Regions from separate parts of the Mus musculus genome. Here region 1 is linked to region 2. The links are chromatin contacts, found by Hi-C or POLR2A ChIA-PET in ENCODE. All regions are on one chromosome and are shown on one strand. Each heading gives the region's core, a stretch centred on a gene start or an enhancer-like site at or near the end of the contact. The rest is flanking DNA. Distances are from core to core; before and after follow the strand shown. Region 1 has its middle 15 kb from the start of Scyl1. Region 2 holds the start of Ltbp3 (latent transforming growth factor beta binding protein 3).

Evidence for each region. A loop is a pair of places that touch in the nucleus more often than their neighbours do. ChIA-PET counts read pairs that join two places held with the same protein, here RNA polymerase II (POLR2A).
Region 1: POLR2A ChIA-PET joins it to region 2 with 27 read pairs in Patski. The contact joins the enhancer-like site here to the promoter of Ltbp3 in region 2. A Hi-C loop is called at or near these places in 10 of 37 maps with a recorded cell type or tissue (T-helper 17 cell, gastrocnemius, heart and 2 more). POLR2A ChIA-PET finds 5 or more read pairs at or near these places in 4 of 5 experiments (Patski and embryonic stem cell).

Annotation. Positions count from the first base shown.
Region 1 is chr19:5,784,068-5,787,956 of GRCm38, reverse strand. No RefSeq gene overlaps it. Among named protein-coding and RNA genes, the nearest start is that of Scyl1, 15 kb to the right of the region's middle. Within about 2 kb of position 1,352, at least 2 of the 3 ENCODE cell types and tissues checked have a DNase peak (open chromatin) inside an H3K27ac peak, as active enhancers do; they include gastrocnemius and heart, where a contact is called at or near this core.
Region 2 is chr19:5,738,503-5,742,363 of GRCm38, reverse strand. Ltbp3 (latent transforming growth factor beta binding protein 3) reads right to left here and starts at 1,464. Exons shown (of 28, transcript NM_008520.3): 1 at 1,379-1,464; 2 at 1-1,029. The coding sequence starts at 123.

The DNA of each region.
Region 1 (3,889 bases), core at 103-2,602, 46 kb before region 2:
GGTCTGAAGTTCTTGGGCTAAAGGGAACCTTGGGCCTCAGCTTCCTGAGTATCTGGGATTGCAGCAGGTGTCACTGTGCCTGGCTTAGAAGGAATGTGTTTGTTTGTTTGTTGGTTTGCAGAGGTGAGGCCGGTAGAACTCACTCACCACATAGCTGAGCATATTGGTTAGGTTTTTGTTTTTTGCCAGTTTGACACAAGCTAGAGTCATCTGGGAGGAGGGAACTTCAATTGAGAAGATATCTCCATCAGATTGGCTTCTAGGCCACTCTATGAGGGCAGTTGTTTGATGGGCAGATTGTCTGCACTGCAAAAACCACAAGCTGAGCAAGCCATTGAGAGCAAGCCGGTGAGCATCCTCCATCTTCTCTGCCTCAGCTGCTACCTCCAGCTTCCTGCCTGGGCTTCCCTCCATGATGGACTGTGACACACAAGTATAAATAACTCTTTCCTCCCTACACTGCTTTTAGTCTGGGTCTTTATCACAGTACTAGGAACTGGAACGCCAAGGCTAGCTAGAAGCCATGGTCCTGCTGCTTTGAGCTCTCGGATTACAAACATGCCCTGCCAGGCCTCATTTGGCAGGGGGTGGGAACTACAGAAATAGCTCAGTGGTTAACAGCGAGCTCTTTTGCTCGCAGCAGAGGATCTAGGTTCATACCCAGCACCCAGGAGTCAGCTCACAAGAATCTGTAACTGGCTATCTGATGCCCTCTTCTGGCCTTCTCAGGTACTGCTTGTGCGTGGTGCACAGACACACAAGGAGGCAATACACTCATACACGTAAAATAAAAATGAATAAATCCGGCTGGAGAGATGGCTCAGTGGTTAAGAGCACGGGCTGCTCTTCCAGAGGTCCTGAGTTCAATTCCCAGCAACCACACGGTGGCTCACAACCATCTGATGCCCTCTTCTGGTGTGGCTGAAGGCAGCTACAGTGCACTCATATAAATGTTTAAAGAAGAAACTGAATAAGTCAAGCACGACAGTGGTGAAGCTGACAGCCGAGGGTCAAAAAATGCCTGCGAGCCAAGGCTGACCAGAGCACAGAAGAGCCACAGATCCCCCGAGTGGAAGCAGAGAAGGCCAAGAACCCCATAAAAGCTGTGGGGTTGGCCTGTGCTATCAGCTTCCCACTTGGTGTCTTTCTTCATCCTTAGCAAGCAGGAAGTAACAAGGACTGTTTGCATCAGAGGAAGGGAAGCCCAGCAGAGCACGGGGGCGTCCAAAGCCGGTGAGTAAGAGAGTTGAGGGTTCAGGGCCTTCTCCCAACCAGCTCAGTTCCCTGAAGCTGGGTCTGGAGTACAGGCCTGAGGAGCCCGGCAGCCTTGGGGAGGCTGAAAGTCACTACCACTGAGGTCCACTAGAGGGCGCGTGATGCCCAAGTTGTCACTACCTGACTCTTCTACTCTGAACAACCAAAGGCAAATAAGTTACTAAGTACGTGTGTGTGTGTGTGTGTGTGTGTGTTATGAACCAAGCATAAATAATTTTGTTATTGTTTTATTTTTTTTGCCCAGGCTGACCTCAAACTCAGCATCACTCATCTTTGCCTCTGGAGTGCTGGGATTAAAGGCCTGCACCACCAAGATTGCTAAAAACAAATCTCTTTTTAAAAAGATTTGGGCTGGTGAGATGGCTTAGCGGTTAAGAGCGCCGACTGCTCTTCCGAAGGTCCTGAGTTCAAATCCCAGCAACCACATGGTGGCTCACAACCATCCGTAACGAAATCTGATGCCCTCTTCTGGAGTGTCTGAAGACAGCTACAGTGTAATTACATGTAATAAATAAATATTAAAAAAAAAAAAGATTTATGTGGCCGGTTGGTGGTGGCGCACGCCTTTAATCCCAGCACTGGGGAGGCAGAGGCAGGCAGATTTCTGAGTTTGAGGTTAGCCTGGTCTACAGGGTGAGTTCCAGGACAGCCAGGGCTATACAGAGAAACCCTGTCTCAGGAAACCAAAAATATTTATGTGTTTTATGTATATGAGCCAGATCCCATGATGAATGCTTGTGGTTGCTGGGGCTTGAACTCAGGACTCTGGAAGAGCAACTAATTCTTTTATCCACGGACCTGTTTCTTCAGCCCCCCAACCCCCAAATGGATCCTTAAAAAAGAAAAAAAAAAAAGGGTGAAAAGAATGGTTTTGGACTTAGGAAACAGGTTGCAAAAATAGTTTGGCACATTATATGCCTTTTTTTAAACCAAGAAACACACAGGATAAATTTGCTGCTACATACGCTGTTTTGACATTGTTTTCAAGCAAGAACACATTGCTTATTAAACACAACACAATCTGGAACAAATGGAATTGTGGGGCACATTGGGCTGAGCCAGAACTCAGCTGTGCAGGGCAGTCCTGCCAGGAGAGAGGTGGGGAGGGGGGAGGGAGGCGGGGTCAGGAGAGAGGTGGGGGGAAAGGAGGTGGGTTGGGAAAAGTTAATATCATGATGCAGGAAGCAGGTCGTTGGAGGGCTGCTTTGGAAATTGGAAGTGTCAATGATTGGCTGCGGTGCTGTTACTGAGGGTAAAGATGGGGCCATCACTGAAGATGTTCAGGTAAGTGACGGCAAGGGGGTGGAGAGTCAGTGAAGTCGGGCTGGTGACTGGGTCCCGGAACACATACTTAAGTCCTGCTTGGAGCGTGGGAAGAAGTGTTGGTGAACTAGAGATGGGCAAAGCTATGTGGTTTAGAGGGATCTAGAGATACGCAGTGGAAAGAGCTGGGTTGGGGATTGGATGGGGAAGAGCTTGTAGGGTCTGAGATGGCCTCAAGGTGTCCTGCCTTGGCCTGAAGCCAGCTCAAAAGCCCTCTGCTGACAGCCTCCCTCTTACCACAGACCACTGCCAGTGCCCAGTGGGTAGAGCGCCCAGTCAGTTCCCTGACACCCTTTTCTGCACAATGAGCATACTCTAGCCCCCCATTACCCACCTTTGTTCTCTGCACCCCCTTTTGGCTCTTCCGAACCTTCAGTCTTCTCACCAAGAAAGAAAGCCCACTAGCAGCTGACACACTCTCAGAAAAGGGGTTGGAAAGGAGAGGAGAGGCACACTGGATCCCACTCTCTCTCCTGAGCCACCAGGGCAAGCCTGGTGTCCATGACTGTTCCTGGGGACTCTATCCACCCCAGACAGACAGGACAATGACTGAAGGAATGATTCCACCCAAGCTGGAGAGTTTTGTTGTTGTTATGGTCTGGTGTTTTTTGTCTTTGTTTTTTTTGTTTGTTTTGTTTTGTTTTGTTTTGTTGTTTTGTTTTGTTTTGTTTTTCTAGACAGGGTTTCTCTATATAGCCCTGGCTGTCCTGGAACTCACTTTGTAGACCAGGCTGGCCTCAAACTCAGAGATCTGCCTGTCTCCCCACCACCAACCGGCACAGGTTTTTGTTTTGTTCTTGTTTTTCTTTATTTTTCCTTTTCCCGAGAGAAATAACTTGAAGTTGGATGAGTAGGGAGATGGGTGGGGGGGGTATCTATGAGGACTCGAGGAGAAAGAATATGATTAAATAGAGTGTATGAAAAATTGAGCCACATAGTGGTGGCACACACCTTTAACCCCAGCACTCAGGAAGCAGGGAGGTGGATCTCTTTGAGTACAAGGCCAGCCTGGTCTACAGGACAGCCAGTGCTAGGTCCTGAAAATCCAAAAAACCAAGCCAACACAAACAAAATTAAACACAGTTAAATATAATTTCCCTGTGTTCTTTCCTCCTTCAAACGCTCCTCCCCTCCACACCCCTTTCACTCAAACTCATGGCCTCTATTTCTGCAACTGTGGTGACATATATGTGTGTATGTACACACACACACACACACACACACACACTCCTAAGTTCTTCTCAAGTGGAACTTGAACTGGGGTTACCTTTAGGAGTGCAGTATCTATGGG
Region 2 (3,861 bases), core at 215-2,714:
CCCACCCTCGGCCCCGCCGCCGGGGCCCAGCAGCGCCAGCAGGAGTAGTGCCAGCAGCCCCAATGCCCCGGCCTGGCGCATCGCAGGGGCCAGGCCGTGGGCAGCCCCTCGGGGCCCGGGCATCCGGGGCCGCACGACCCTCGGAGATTGGAGGTCGAGCCCGAGCAGGGGATCGAGTGTTGGTAGCAGAGGGCAGAGCGGGGCGAGAAGCCAAGGGTAGGGAGGGGACAGCAGGAGCGGCCGGGATCCCCGTTGCGAGGGAGAGCGATGGAAGCTGCACTGAGGGTAGAGCGAAGAAACTTCCCTGGCCGGGAGAAACCCAGCCAGGCCCCGAACTGAGGCCGCAGCGAGGAGGCCGGAGCAAGTGGAGGCGGAGAGGAGGAGCGAGGGGAGAGGAAGGCCGGGCGGCCAGCCCGCTCCGCGCCTCCCCCTGGCCGGGCTCCTCTCCCGCGGCCGCCGGGAAGCAGGGAGCGCGCGGGGAGGACGCAGGGAGAAGTGAGCAGTTGTTTTCCCTGGCTGGAGCGCGCCGGCGGCGAGGGGGGCTGGGACGCTGGCCCGGGGCCAGGGAGACAATTTTTTTTTCTCCTCTCTCTTTTTCCTTCTGGTTCAAGCGTCTTTCGCTGCTGCCCGGAGAAGCGACGATGTGCGGCAGGGAGGGCGCCGGTTGGAGTGGGGGCAGCCCCCTAGGTGCCCGCCCCGCGCAGGAACCGACCTGGGTTCTTTCCAGAAGAATCCTCACCTGGGGACTCCGCCAGATTCCTCCGGGCGGGGTGCAGAGGCCTGTGCACACCTCCCCCGCCCAACTACTTTTCCACCTGGTCAAAATGGGGAAACCGAGGCAGATGGTCCTTGCTTGGAGGATCAGAGGTCTGTTAACTTTTGCCCATTGGCCTTTGTACATGTAGGGGTTCTCGAAGCCCTGAAGTCATGGGTCCTTATTCCTGGTCCTGTCTTCTCTCGAAGGAAAGGATTTAAGCAGGAGAGAGCACCTTCTGGCCAGGGTTTACTGGCCGGGGAGAACCCTGTGGCCTCAAGAAGAAGAGCAGAAAGAACAAAGCTAGAAACCTGGCTTCCCTGCCAATGTTCCCCCCCCCCCCCCCGCTCCTTAGAGGGCTTCCTGGTGCCCACCCTGCCACCTCCCCCCTTCCCCTCGTCTGGCCTGGCTGGCGGCGCTGGCTCTGGGCCTCAGACACTCTGGAATCGCCAAGGTCTGAGCTCAGGGCCTGGCCCCCTTCCCAGGCTAACAGCCGGAGAAGGGAGTGCTACTTGAGTGCTCAGGGGGCTGGGGAGAAGCCCAGCAGGGCCCTGGGGCAGGGGTTGACAGGGGGGTGGGGAAGGGTCTTGAATTTGCTCAAGGCTGTAGAAGAGCTAGACTTACTCACTGGTCTGAAAGGGGAGGCTGTGGTGTCCCGGATCTGGACAATACTGTGAGAACGTGCTAGGAAGCCCCAGGATCCAGTGTCTGACTCAAAAGAACTTAGTAGGGCTAAGGGTGACCAGGGTCAGAACCATGCCAAGTCTGGTTCATGCCAGGCCCTCTCCAGGGGAATCAGGGGGTGGTAATCTGATGGGAAGAGGGGGTTGGGCTCGGCTTTAGGCACACCTTTCCAAAGAGCTAATGGTGGTTTTTTTTGTTTTTTGGTTTTTTTTTTTTTTTTACTTTAAGGCTGAGTTTATTTGGGTAGCTTCGGAGGGACTGAGGGAGGCCATTTGATGAGTTCTGCTTGAATTGCTCAGTAGCTCAGGCGCTGCTCAGTACAGCCTACTGCTGCAATGCTGGCAGGGGGTGACCTCTGTGTCCCAAGAGGATTCCTTGCTGCTAGAATCTAGGAGGACTTGGGAGGGGGGACCCCTCCCCCTGCTCTAGTAACACTGTTGCAACAGTAACACTGAATACTTTCCACCTGGCAGGAGTGGTGCTGAGCGCTCTTACATTCATTTTTTCCTTTGAACTGGTGTAAACCTGACCCTCCCCTGTGCAGAGTAGGCAGAGGCTCACCTTGGAACAAGGCGCTGTCAAACAGTCCAGGCTTGGAATCTCGTGCTCTCCAAGCCTTGGAATTCTTGCCCATGGAATGAGATCTAGTCACCCAACTGTGAAACAAAAGGAGTGGTGGGCTGTGGGGGTCTGGGACAGCTTCCTTCAAACACGCTTTTCCATAGTGAAGGGAAGTAATGAGGGGAGCCTTGGGGCATGCTGGGAAGCCGAGAAAGGTGAAAAGGACTGCAATGAGTCTTGCAGAGTCAAGAGTGAGAAAACAAACAAACAAACAAACTTCCAAACCAAAAAAAAAAAAAAAACCGCTGTCCTTTCCAAGTCAGAGGAAAAGCCAGGCGAGCAACACGGTGGGAAGGGCAGAGGGCAGTGCAGCTGTGGTCTGAGTGGGTATGTAAGTCACTGTGAGGAATTTGGATCAGCGGGCACTGTATCAGGGCCGATGAGGATCTGCCCACCGCACACCTCTTGGAAGGATGTGGCTGTTTGATTTGGGACTGTGGAAAGTCGCGCCATTGTGAAGTAAATGATACAGAGAAGCAGGTGATGTGGTCTCAGGGTTTGGCTTCATCCCCTGGCAGGTGAGAGAAAAAGACAGGAGAGGGACACTATGGAGGTCCCTTTCAAGTCTTCTGAGCAGAGACACCTGAGCCCATGACAGACTGGAACATAGGCTCATTCCTGAGCACACAGGGAATGTTACTCTGTGGGAAAGGTGACTCAGTAGTTCACGAGAAGGGCCCACAGAAACAGGCAAGCTGCCATTCTTGTGCACCAGGGAGGAGAGATAGTTATCCCAGAGACCCAGTAGGGGCGTCAGAGTGACATGAAAGGAACTTGATGTGGAAAAGCCAAAAGGAACATTCTAGAAGGAGTATATGACCAGCAGCATGTGTTGCTGTGAGTGGGAGTGGAGACAACCCTTGTCTTGGGCTGCTGCAGGGACTCAGGGTCAGGAAGGAGCAATGAGTCCAGCTTAGATCGTCTGGCAGTGACTGTCCACAGATGTGATCTTTGGTAGACTCCTTAGGCTCTCAGGGCCTCAGCAAGGAGTGGCTGGTACCCTTCAGGCTGGTGAGTTAAGCAGGGTGGAGAGACTGTCTAGGAAAGACACCCCCTCCTGCTGTACTCACAGACTAATATCGGAGGGAAGACCTTACTCATCACCATTGAGGAGACTATGAGAAAAGCCTTTATATGCCCAGGCTAACTGAAGAGAACCCTGGACCTGAAGCTGCAGGGCGGGGGGGGGGGGGGGGGCGGGGGACGGACCTCAGACAACTGTGGGCCCTCAACAGACCCCTGAGTCCCTCCTTGCAGTTTGTCAGAAAGGAGCCCAAGCAATAGATGCTATCTCTAATCTCCTCTTGTTTCCAATTTTGCTGGTCCTGGCAGTGCAGTAGTATGACCACCTAATATACTGCAGGGAAGTGGAGCAGATCTGCAGGGTAAACTGAGGCAGCTGAGCACACTCGGCCACCATGCTCTACTGCCTTTTCCAGCCTTCTTGACAGCCATCCATAGCCGCCATCTTTGTAGAAGACAATTCTGTAAGGCCAAGGAGACCATGGCCATTCCAGACCATTAAGGCAGGTCTTCCCCAGCTGTCGTCCCTCCCCTGGTGTGTGCTGTCAGAGCTGTCTTTTATTTATTTTGTGTGTATATGTCTGTGTAGTTCTGTATATGGGAGGGGGACTTGTGCACATGTGGGGGGTTTGTGTGTATTCACTTGCTAGTGGAGACCAGAGATCAACTTCAGATTTTTATTTTTGTTTAGAAATACTTCTTTTGCTGGGCGTGGTGGTGCACCCTTTTAATCCCAGCACTCGGGAGGCAGAGGCAGGCAGATTTCTGAGTTGGAGGCC